Regions from separate parts of the Homo sapiens genome. Here region 2 is linked to region 1. The links are chromatin contacts, found by Hi-C or POLR2A ChIA-PET in ENCODE. All regions are on one chromosome and are shown on one strand. Each heading gives the region's core, a stretch centred on a gene start or an enhancer-like site at or near the end of the contact. The rest is flanking DNA. Distances are from core to core; before and after follow the strand shown.

Region 1 (4,963 bases), core at 1,156-3,655:
ATCTAATCAGTTTTATGTATATTATATATGTATATTGCTGTGCTTCTCCTTCCTGCCTGACCCTGCAAGACCCCTGTCTCAGTCTCTCTCAACATGTCTGAAGGACTCGAGGGCAGGTGTCAAAGGTGAAGGCCCTCATCTGGATTTAATGTCCTGGACCTTGAAACAGCAGCTAGTGTTTTGAGCTCTAAGCTAACACTTTGGACTTTCTTTTTTTTTTCGAGATGGAGTCTTGCTCTGTCGCCCAGGCTGGAGTGCAGTGGCACCATCTCGGCTCACTGCAAGCTCCACCTCTCGGGTTCACGCCATTCTCCTGCCTCAGCCTCCTGAGTAGCTGGGACTACAGGCGCCCTCCACCACGCCTGGCTAATTTTTTGTATTTTTAGCAGAGATGGGGTTTCACCGTGTTAGCCAGGATGGTCTCGATCTCCTGACCTCGTGATCCGTCCGCCTTGGCCTCCCAAAGTGCTGGGATTACAGGCATGAACCACCGCGCCTGGCCACATTTTGGACTTTCAGTCATGTTTTCTTTCCCCAATGAAATAGAAAAGTTTTATTTCAAAGAGGAAAAGGGTGCAACAGCTGCAACATACATAAAACCTATTTAGTTTTACTTGGGAGTGGGAATCAGGAAACCTGGGTTCTGTTTTTGACTTAGTTTGGATAAAGAAGGGTAGTTAAGCTGTCCTTATGTCTCTTACCAAATGGAGAAAATACTGCTGTAGTTCACAGCAATTTGGGGAGTTTTAGATTCTATGGAAAATGGAAATCCTATTTGTAACTTAGATTTTTTCTTTGGAGAAGGAGTCTCGCTCTGTTGCCCAGGCTGGAGTGCAGTGGCACGATCTCGGCTCACTGCAACCTCCACCTTCCAGGTTCAAGCGATTCACTGACTCAGCCTCCTCAGTAGCTGGGATTACAGGCACGCGCCACCATGCCCAGCTAATGTTTGTATTTTTAGTAGAGACCAGGTTTTGCCATTTTGGCCAGGCTGGTCTCAAACTCCTGACCTCAAGTGATCTGCCCACCTTGGCCTCCCAAAGTGCTGGGATTACAGGCGTGAGCTACCGCTCCCGGTCTAATTTTTAAATTTTTGTTTTGTAGAGATGAGGGTCTCCCTTTGTTGCTCAAGCTGGTCTCTGTCTCTTGGGATCAAGGGATCCTCCTGCCTCAGCCTCCCAAAGTGCTGGGATTACAGGCCTGGGCCACTGCAACCTGGCCTTCATCACAAATTCATTGAACACACTTTCTTTATTTTATCCTTTTTTATTTTTAAAAATTTTTATTTCAGTAGTTTTGGAGGAACAGGTTGCATGGAAAAGTTCTTTAGTGGTCATTTCTGAGATTTTGGTGCACCCATCACCCGAGCAGTGTACACTGTACCATGTGGCACACACTTTCACTTAAAGCATTTACTAGACCTCGCTAGCCAGATTTCCCATCCCTGAGACACCTGGAATGTTCCTGAGGACTTAGTGACTACTGCCTAAAGCTCCACCCAAGTCAATTTTATGTTTACAGGCAACCGGAGCATCCAATCACCTTTCTCTAAGAGAGTACAAAGATCAGCTCGCGAGAAAGTTCAGACGTCTCATTTCGTTTCTATTACACGGGGCCTTCGCCCAACCAGACGGAGTCTTGCTCTGCTGCCCAGGCTGGAGTGCAGTAGCGCGATCTCGGCTCATTGCAACCTTCGCTCCCCGGGTTTAAGCAATTCTCCTGCCTCAGCCACTGGAGTAGCTAGGATTACAGGCGCACGCCACCACGCCAAGCTAATTTTTTGTATTCTTAATAGAGACGGGGGTTTCACCATGTTGGCCAGGCTGGTCTCGAACTCCTGACCTCATCATTTGCCCGCCTCGGCCTCCCAAAGCGCTGGGATTACAGGCGTGAGCCACCGTGCCCAGCCTCGCCGGGGCCTTTTAAGTGACGTTAAAAATTGTACATAAAATATGTTTTAGGATAATACTTGTTTTTCTTTGACCAAAGGCTTGGCTTCAGAGAATGTTTAGCCAGAAATAGAGGGGCGTTAAATCCCCTTTTTTCTAATTTCCAATCTGAGGAGGAAAATAACGTAGTAAAGGGACGCAAGAGCAACCTTGCTTCTTCCACAACAAGGCCCAGGCGCCGCCTTGCAACCCGGAAATGCAGGGTGCAGTGCGGGGGGTAAGGGACCGGCCAACTATGTTGACCCGACTCAGAGAAACCCCGCCCTTGCCGCCACCGCCCACCCATAACGTCCTCCTCGACCCTCCCTCGACCATCCCTCGCCCCGCGGCCCTCACCGAAAAGGGGAGGGCGGTGGAAGAGAGAGGAGTCAAGGGAGCGCACGCGAAGCCCCGCCCCTGCCGTGACGTCTGGAGACGCGACGCGTCGCCTCGCAATGCAAATCGGGAAAAGGGGGTGAGCTGGGCTGGCTTCCGTCCTGGTAGCCAAGGCTAATTCTCCCTCGAGTTCTTGGGAGATGGGCATTTGGCGAGAAGGCTGGCGTTAGTGAAGCGCGCCCGGCGTCACGGTGAGTGCGGGTCTTGGGCCCTAGCACCTGTTCTCTGGGAAGTCGTCCGCTGTGAACGATGAACGCCTTTCCTTCCACCAGCTGCTGGTTACCCCGGAGACAAGCTCTGTCCGCGGAGAGGAGTGGGACAACTCCTAAAGGTAGAATCAGCTTGTGGAGAGGAAAGGCCCAACCTTGAGTCTTTTACGCCATCTACCTAGGATTGCCAAGCGAGTTTCGTGTGTTTTTTTGGTTTTAAAAGGTGGCTTTGACCAATCTTCCGTTCTCTTGGACACTTATACCCGACTTTGACCTCTTTCCTCTTGCTTCCGGTTTTTTTTTTTTTCTGCAATCTGCCTACAATCCCAGGCCTTACTGTAGCTCCTAAAACTGTTTCCCAGTTTCTCTTCTTCCCCAGTCACACTTGATTTTAGTGAAGTTTGAGTTTAAAGACCCTATAAGCTTGTCAGAGTTAAAACTATGACTTCCTCAAATAGAAGATTTTTTTTTTTTCCCCTAAAAAGTGCCTTCCATCCTAGAGTTGTGGGACAAGTTAATTTCACCGCCACTCCACCTTGGAAATTATCAGAATCCTTACTAGCAGTGATGTGCATTATAAAGCTGCAGACCACCCTCCTGGGTTTATTTCTTGCCTCCAGTTCATTCTGTGACCTTGAACAAGTCACTTAATCACTAACAAAAAATTTACCTGACACGGAGGTGTTGCAGAGCCTAAGGAATTTAGTATTTGTTAAGAGACCTGAGGGTTTCAGATGAAAGGGATTTATATCTAAAGGATGTTACCTTTTCTGAATCTGCAAAGCATCGTTAGTTTTGTAAATATCTTGCTGCAGCCATTAAAAATGCCAAGTGGTATTTGTTAAGGAAGTATTCCTGTTTTAGGCTTGCTCTGCTGCGGCTTTGCTATGTAAGCAGATTTTTGCATTTCAGCCGATTCTGTTTAAGATTCGTTGGTGAATGTCATTCATGATGGATTTGGGTAGTTTCTCCTTACAGCATATCCCTGGACTATTAAGCATATCTGGAAGGTGATATCGGTTGTGTTATGTCTTTATCATGTTGATATGGCTGCTTTGAAATATGTATTCCTTTTCTTGTGACACATTGGATGCATCTTTAATATTAGTGAAGACCCTGTAGTAGTTTAAAAAAAAAATACACCTCTCATTAATGAAATTTTGCACATAGACATCTGTTTTTTTAAGAAAACAATGTATAAGAAAAACTAACAAAAATGTTTTAAAGGTGCCTTTTTTAGCATTTCGTTTTTTAATATATTTACTTGGACTTTAATCTTTATGGGCATTTGTTTATTAATGTGGACGTGGCTGGGCGCAGTGGCTCACATCTGTAATCCTAGCACTTTGGGAGGCGGAGGTGGGCGGATCACTGAGGTCAGGAGTTCGAGATCAGCCTGGCCAACATGGCGAAACCCGGTCTCTACTAAAAATACAAAATTAGCTGGGCGTGGTGGTGCACGCCTGTAGTCCCAGCTACTCTGGAGGCTGAGGCAGGAGAATCGCTTGAACCTGGAAAGCGAAGGTTGCAGTGAGCCGAGATTGCGTCATTGCACTCCAGCCTGGGTGACAAGAGCAAAACTCCGTCTCAAAAAATAAAAAATAAAAAGCGTGGACATAATGGAAAATAATCAAAATGACTTTTGGGTAAGACAGTTGGAAAATAAAGCCAGTACATTAAATTTTTTTCATAAGTCTAGCACTATATTACGAACTTTTCTCCATGAAAATGCACTCATATTTATGGAAGTGAAAGGAAAAAAATGTCTTCAGGTATGTGTTGCTAATAAAATTAGATATAATTAAGGAAACATTTAAAAAATACCTTGTTGTTGTCCCAGTTACCTATTGCTGCATAACAAATCACTCCAAAACATAGTGACTTAAAACTGTAATTTAGTATCTCTCCTGTTTCTCTGGCCTGCCTGGACTTAGCTAAGTGGTTTTCACCTAGAGTTTAATGCGTTTGTATTCAGATAAGCAGCTGAGTTTGGAGTCAACCGAGAGCTCAGCTGGTCTGGACATCCAAAATGGCTAATTCACGTGAAGGCGTTTGATGTTGGCTAGGAGTTCAGCTGGAAATGTCAACTGGAATGCCCACACATAGCCTCTTCACGTGACTTGAACAGTATGGCGGCTAGGTTCCGAGAATACATGTTTGAGGAGTCAGGAAGTAGAAGCTGCCAGTCTCCCAAAAAGCCTGAGCCCAGAAATTCGCACAACATTACTTCCAACATACTCTGTTGGTTAGAGCAAAGACCAGCGTACAACCCTCACCTTTGAAAGGAAAAATGTCAAAGAATTTGTGGCCGTGCTTTGCCTACTATAATTTTGATGACAAAGTTGTATTGGACTCTTGTTTGCATTTATATAGCAGATGAAGAATCAGGTACACTTCCAATTTCCAGTTTCTTTCTTTCTTCTTCTTCTT
Region 2 (4,963 bases), core at 1,701-4,200, 260 kb after region 1:
TCAAAGTATGAAACTAGAATCTGATCAAGTCTTTTTTTTTTGAGAAAGACTCTCACCCAGGCTGGAGTGAATGGCGCAATCTTGGCTCACTGCAACCTCCGCCTCCAAGTTCAACGGAGTCTCCTGCCTCAGCCTCACGAGTAGCTGGGATTACAGGTGCCCATCACGACGCCCTGCTAATTTTTAGTAGAGACGGGGTTTCACCATGTTGGCCAGGCTAGTTTTGAACTCCTGACCTCAAGTGATCCGGGATCAGCCTGTCGCCGCCTCCCAAAGTATGGGGATTACTGCGCCCCACCTGATTAAGTCGTTTTTTTTTTTTCTGAGACAGAGTCTCACTCTGTCACCCAGGCTGTAGTGCAGTGGCAGGATCTCCGCTTACTGCAACCTCCACCTCCCAGGTTCAAGCGATTCTCCTGCCTTAGCCTCCTGAGTAGCTAGGATTACCACGCCCGATTACTGATCAAGTCTTTAGATTAACTACTAACTAGTTCACAGGAAATAAAGAGTAGAAGCTGGGCAAAGTGGGGCATGCCTGTAATCCCAACACTTTGGGAGGTGAGACAGCCAGATCACTGGACATCAGGAGTTCAAGACCACCCTGGCCAATATGACGAAACCCCATCTCCACTAAAAATACAAAAATTAGCCGGGTGTGGTGGCTCGCACCTGGAGTCCCAGCTACTCGGGAGGCTGAGGCAGGAGAATCACTTGAACCCAGGAGGCGGAGGCTGCAGTCAGCCGAGATCGCTACACTGCACTCAGCCTGGGCAACAGAGCGAGACTCGGTCTCAAACAAAAAGAAAAAAGAAAAAAAAATACAGAGGAGAAAGAAACATGTTACATGACACTACAGGGATGCATTCAACAAAATCCAAACTGATGGAAATTCTACAAGGCAAATGATGGGTTTCTTTCAACAAATAAATGGTAAAAGACACCCCCACACCCCAAGAGAGAAGGTACTAGAGACTGAAAGAGTTACCGACCAAATGCTATGTGCAGAATTCTTTGTAACCTGATTCTAACAAATCAACTGACTAAAACATGAGACAATCAGGGAAATATGCTGAATATTTAATGATACTAAGCAATTATTAATTTTTAGGCATGATAATAATATTGTGGTTATGTTAAAAAGTCCTTGTCTTTTTAGACATAAACACAATAAAGTATCCATAAATGACATTTGTCTGGGATTTGCTTTAAAATTATCCCATTGAGGAATGATAGAAGAAATAAAATTCACATGGTTGAAGCTGTTGAAACTGGCCAATGGGTATATGGTAGTTCATTCTACAATGTATCTTTGCAAGTTTGAAATCTCCCATGTTGGCCTGGCGCGGTGGCTCACGCCTGTAATCCCAGGACTTTGGGGGGCTGAGGCGGGCGGATCACCTGAGGTCAGGAATTAAGAGACGAGCCTGCCAAACATGGTGAAACCCCGTCTCTACTAAAAATGCAAAAATTAGCCGGGCATGGTGGCTACAGTCCCAGCTACTCGGGAGCCTGAGGCAGGAGAATCGCCTGAATCCCGGAGGCGGATGTTGCAGTGAGCGGAGATCGCGCCACTTCACTCCAGCCTGGGCGACAGAGTGAGACCCTGTCTCAAAACAAACAAACAAAAAAGAATAAGGTGGAAAATAGTGAAAGACACATTATTTATTCAAAGTATTACTACATTTGTGTTATAAGTAAAACTCTTATTTTAGTTTTGTATGGCACTTGAATTAGCGTCCAGTGAAAAGCAAACTTGCCAGACTCCAGCAGAGGGAGAGTTGTTTGCATAAAGCCTATCAAATTCAAGTACTGACCAAAAATACCTACTTTGCTCTTCATGTCCCTGATGTAAATGACTTTCTTAAGAAATCTTCAAAATTGGTTCCTGATATCCAAAAATAAAAAGCTCTATCGGAAGCTGCAATGCACCGCCTCCCTCTCTCCATTCCGCACCTTTCGGTTTAAAACACGATCAACTGTTCTCTGGGGCAAGGGATGCGGTAGTTCGACTTAAATCCTGACTGACAGTACATTGTCTTGGTCCCCACAGAAGCCTCCCCCCACCCACCAAAATCCTTAATTCTTGCTAAAGAAAAAAGATCTACCATCAATATTGTCAAATCCCTCCCTTTTGGTTCCAAAAAGGAAATGTACCTGTAGAGTATCCGCTGCACAGCAAACAAGGCACTGCTCCAAACCCGTGTCCTCTACCCCCTTTTTGCACCCTTCTAGCCCTCCCTCCCTTTTTTCCATGTAAAACTTGAGCAGAGCATTTGGTTCCCTTATCTGCCAGCAACTGGCGCCAGGAGGACCGTGCTCCCAGGAGATGCGGAGCTTGTAGGCTGAGCCCTGCGTCGGGCGCGCTGAGGCCGCTCAGCTGAGCCCAGCCAGGTAGTCCCGGGCTCGCGCCTCTGCCGCCTGGAGAGGCCCTCGCTGGGAGCCGAGTCTCGGCTCAGGGGATTCCCGCGAAGAGGTGTCGCCTCTAACTTGCTACCTGCTCCCGCCCCTCACCCCAGAACGAACTGCACACCCGTCCCGAGAGGACAAATCCGGAAGCCTCAAGGCAATTCGAGGGTCCTTCGCCGCATGGAACGCGGCTCCCCACACACTTGCCTGCCAAGTCTCTCCTTTACCGCCCGCAACCCCAGAACCATTCCCCGCCCGGGCCTGCGTGGGTCCAGTACCATTCTCCTCACGGGGCGGACTCCGGAAGGGCAGCAACTCCACCTCCTCCTCCTCCGCGGCCTGTAGCCATCTATCGGGAAGCGTCTCCGGAGGCGGCAGCAGAGGCCGCCGGACAAGGAACGCCCAGGGAAACCTTCTCAGAACTAACTCAGCTCCGGCGCTAGCAGCAGAAGCCGAGTCTTTCATAATTGTGCGACCAACTCCTCCGGGTGACTGGCCACAGGGACGCGCCCGCGCCCGCCTCCGCCGGCGACGGGGCTGGGGACGGACCACGTGAGCGGCGCGGCGCGGCGCGTGCGTCGCCGCCCGCGGGTCGGGTCACGTGAAGGGCGCGCGCTCCCTCGATTCCAGGCCGCCTCCCTGCGCGCCGCGCGCACGCGCTGGGCAGGTTCGCGCCGCCACGCCGACCGCCTCTGGGTTCCCAGAAAGTGGTGGGGTGTTCACGCCGTATCTCCGTTGGGTACCTAGGCGGGACTTAGACAAACTTCAGCCTCAGCTACGAGAGTGGAACTTGGGGAATCGGAGGTTGAGGGTTAAGGTTCAAGGCTTGCGGATCCAGTCTGGAGTTGCTGTGTGGGCTCATTCCGCTAACTAGGCCTGGCCTGTGCCGACTCGCTCCAGCAAACTCGAGTGTCGCAACACACTCTGTGTGCTTCAGAGCGAGTAGAGGCTTTAAATGTTACTCTCTCCTCGTCCAAAATGCAGAATCATCTTTTTACCCCAATCATGTTCTTTCTCTAGCCTCTCCTGTTGCTGCCGGTAAATATTCTTCTTTGTTTAACTATGGGACTGTCTTTTTCCCTCCAGAGATACTCACCCACATACACGCATACACCACACCTTCTGCACCAAAAACTGGGTTGTTCCCTTGATGTAATATGTACCTATCCACCTTTCCATTTATTTTGCTGTCACACATGCCAAGGTTTGGCTATTAGCAATGGTTTACTAAATGTTATTCCTTATCTACTGGGAAGACCACAATCAGTTTAATTTTCTTAAAACTGCTTTAACATCTTTCTGCTCCTGAAGTCTTCGAGAGTTCCTCAATCTGACCCTCAGGGATCTGACTGTCTTATCTCTTTTTTAAAAACGACTTTATTTTAAAATAATTGACATGACAAACTGCACGTATTTAAATGTCCAATTTGATAAGTTTTGACATACCTGTGCACCCATGAAATCACCATAATCAAATGAACGTATTCACCTCTAAGTTTCCTCCCCCCCCTTCATAATCCCTTCATCTCGTCCCTCTCCATCACGTCCCTTATCAACTACAGATCTACTTTCAGTACAGATAAGTTTGCACATGCTAAAGTTTTATATACGGGAATCATACAGCACGCACCTTTTTTTTCCGTCTAACTTCTTTCATTCAGCATAATTATTGCCTCTCAAACATTATGACCCACAATTCACTGAAGTAGGATCTTCTCTCAGAAAAAAAACTAATCCACCCACTGGTTCCCCCAGCTTGTGAACAATCTTCAGGTATTGTGTATTTCTTCCCCATCTGGCAGGTCCAGCAGAACCAAGACTTAAAAATGTTTTAATATATGTGTCACACTAAATTGTCAGCCTTGGGGAAGGCATCTTGACTAATTTATGCATGCAGTCAATAAATGTTTATCTTCTGGATTTCAGTTGGGCCTACACATTTCCTGCCTGTAGGGAGTTTATAATCTAGAAGGTAGAGGCAGACAAACTGGAAAATCAAAATAAAATGAGATTAGAGTGCTTTGTTTCGTTAGAACTTTGTAACTCTGGTCTTTTTGTACTCACGAATGCTTCGCTCCTTAGTTGGATGGTGTAGAAATGAAACAAGATGAGCTCCTTGGCACTTGCCAGAACTCTTTGGTAAATTGGAAAATTTAGAGTTAGAAATGGGGAACAGGATTGGGTGGGCGCGGTGGCTCATGCTTGTAATCCCAGCACTTTGGGAGGCCGAGGCGGGTGGATCACCTGAGGTCAGGAGTTCTAGACCAGCCTGGCCAACACGGTGAAACCCCGTCTCTACTAAAAATACAAAAATTAGCTGGGCATGGTGGCAGGCGCCTGTAATCACAGCTACTCGGGGGGCCGAGGCAGAAGAATCGCTTGAACCCAGGAGGCAGAGGTTGCAGTGAGCCGAGATCGCGCCATCTCACTCCAGCCTGGGGGACAAGAGCAGGACTTCGTCTCAAAAAAAAAAAAAAAAAAAGAAAAAGAAAAGAAATGGGGAACAGGATTTATCCTTAATTGAACTAATCAAAATAAATTCCTTAATTTTCAAGTG

The links. A loop is a pair of places that touch in the nucleus more often than their neighbours do. ChIA-PET counts read pairs that join two places held with the same protein, here RNA polymerase II (POLR2A). Pooled maps may share reads with other maps.
Region 2: a map of B cell shows a loop between it and region 1 (17-fold over the local background). The contact joins the promoter of TRPM7 here to the promoter of USP8 in region 1. A Hi-C loop is called at or near these places in 8 of 168 maps with a recorded cell type or tissue (B cell, CD4-positive, alpha-beta T cell, CD4-positive, alpha-beta memory T cell and 3 more), 3 of 37 single-sample maps with no recorded cell type and 20 of 50 pooled maps. POLR2A ChIA-PET finds 5 or more read pairs at or near these places in 4 of 52 experiments (activated CD4-positive, alpha-beta T cell, activated T-cell and activated naive CD8-positive, alpha-beta T cell).

The regions. Positions count from the first base shown.
Region 1 is chr15:50,422,000-50,426,962 of GRCh38, forward strand. It overlaps USP8 (ubiquitin specific peptidase 8), which reads left to right and starts at 2,406. Exons shown (of 20, transcript NM_005154.5): 1 at 2,406-2,515. RefSeq lists enhancers at 1,229-2,225, 2,264-2,653 and a silencer at 2,104-2,153.
Region 2 is chr15:50,683,847-50,688,809 of GRCh38, forward strand. TRPM7 (transient receptor potential cation channel subfamily M member 7) reads right to left here and starts at 2,951. Exons shown (of 39, transcript NM_017672.6): 1 at 2,685-2,951. The coding sequence starts at 2,687. LOC128092252 reads right to left here and starts at 2,871. Exons shown (of 4, transcript NM_001414947.1): 1 at 2,685-2,871. The coding sequence starts at 2,871. RefSeq lists enhancers at 2,039-2,903, 2,433-2,852, 3,163-3,342 and a silencer at 2,903-3,072.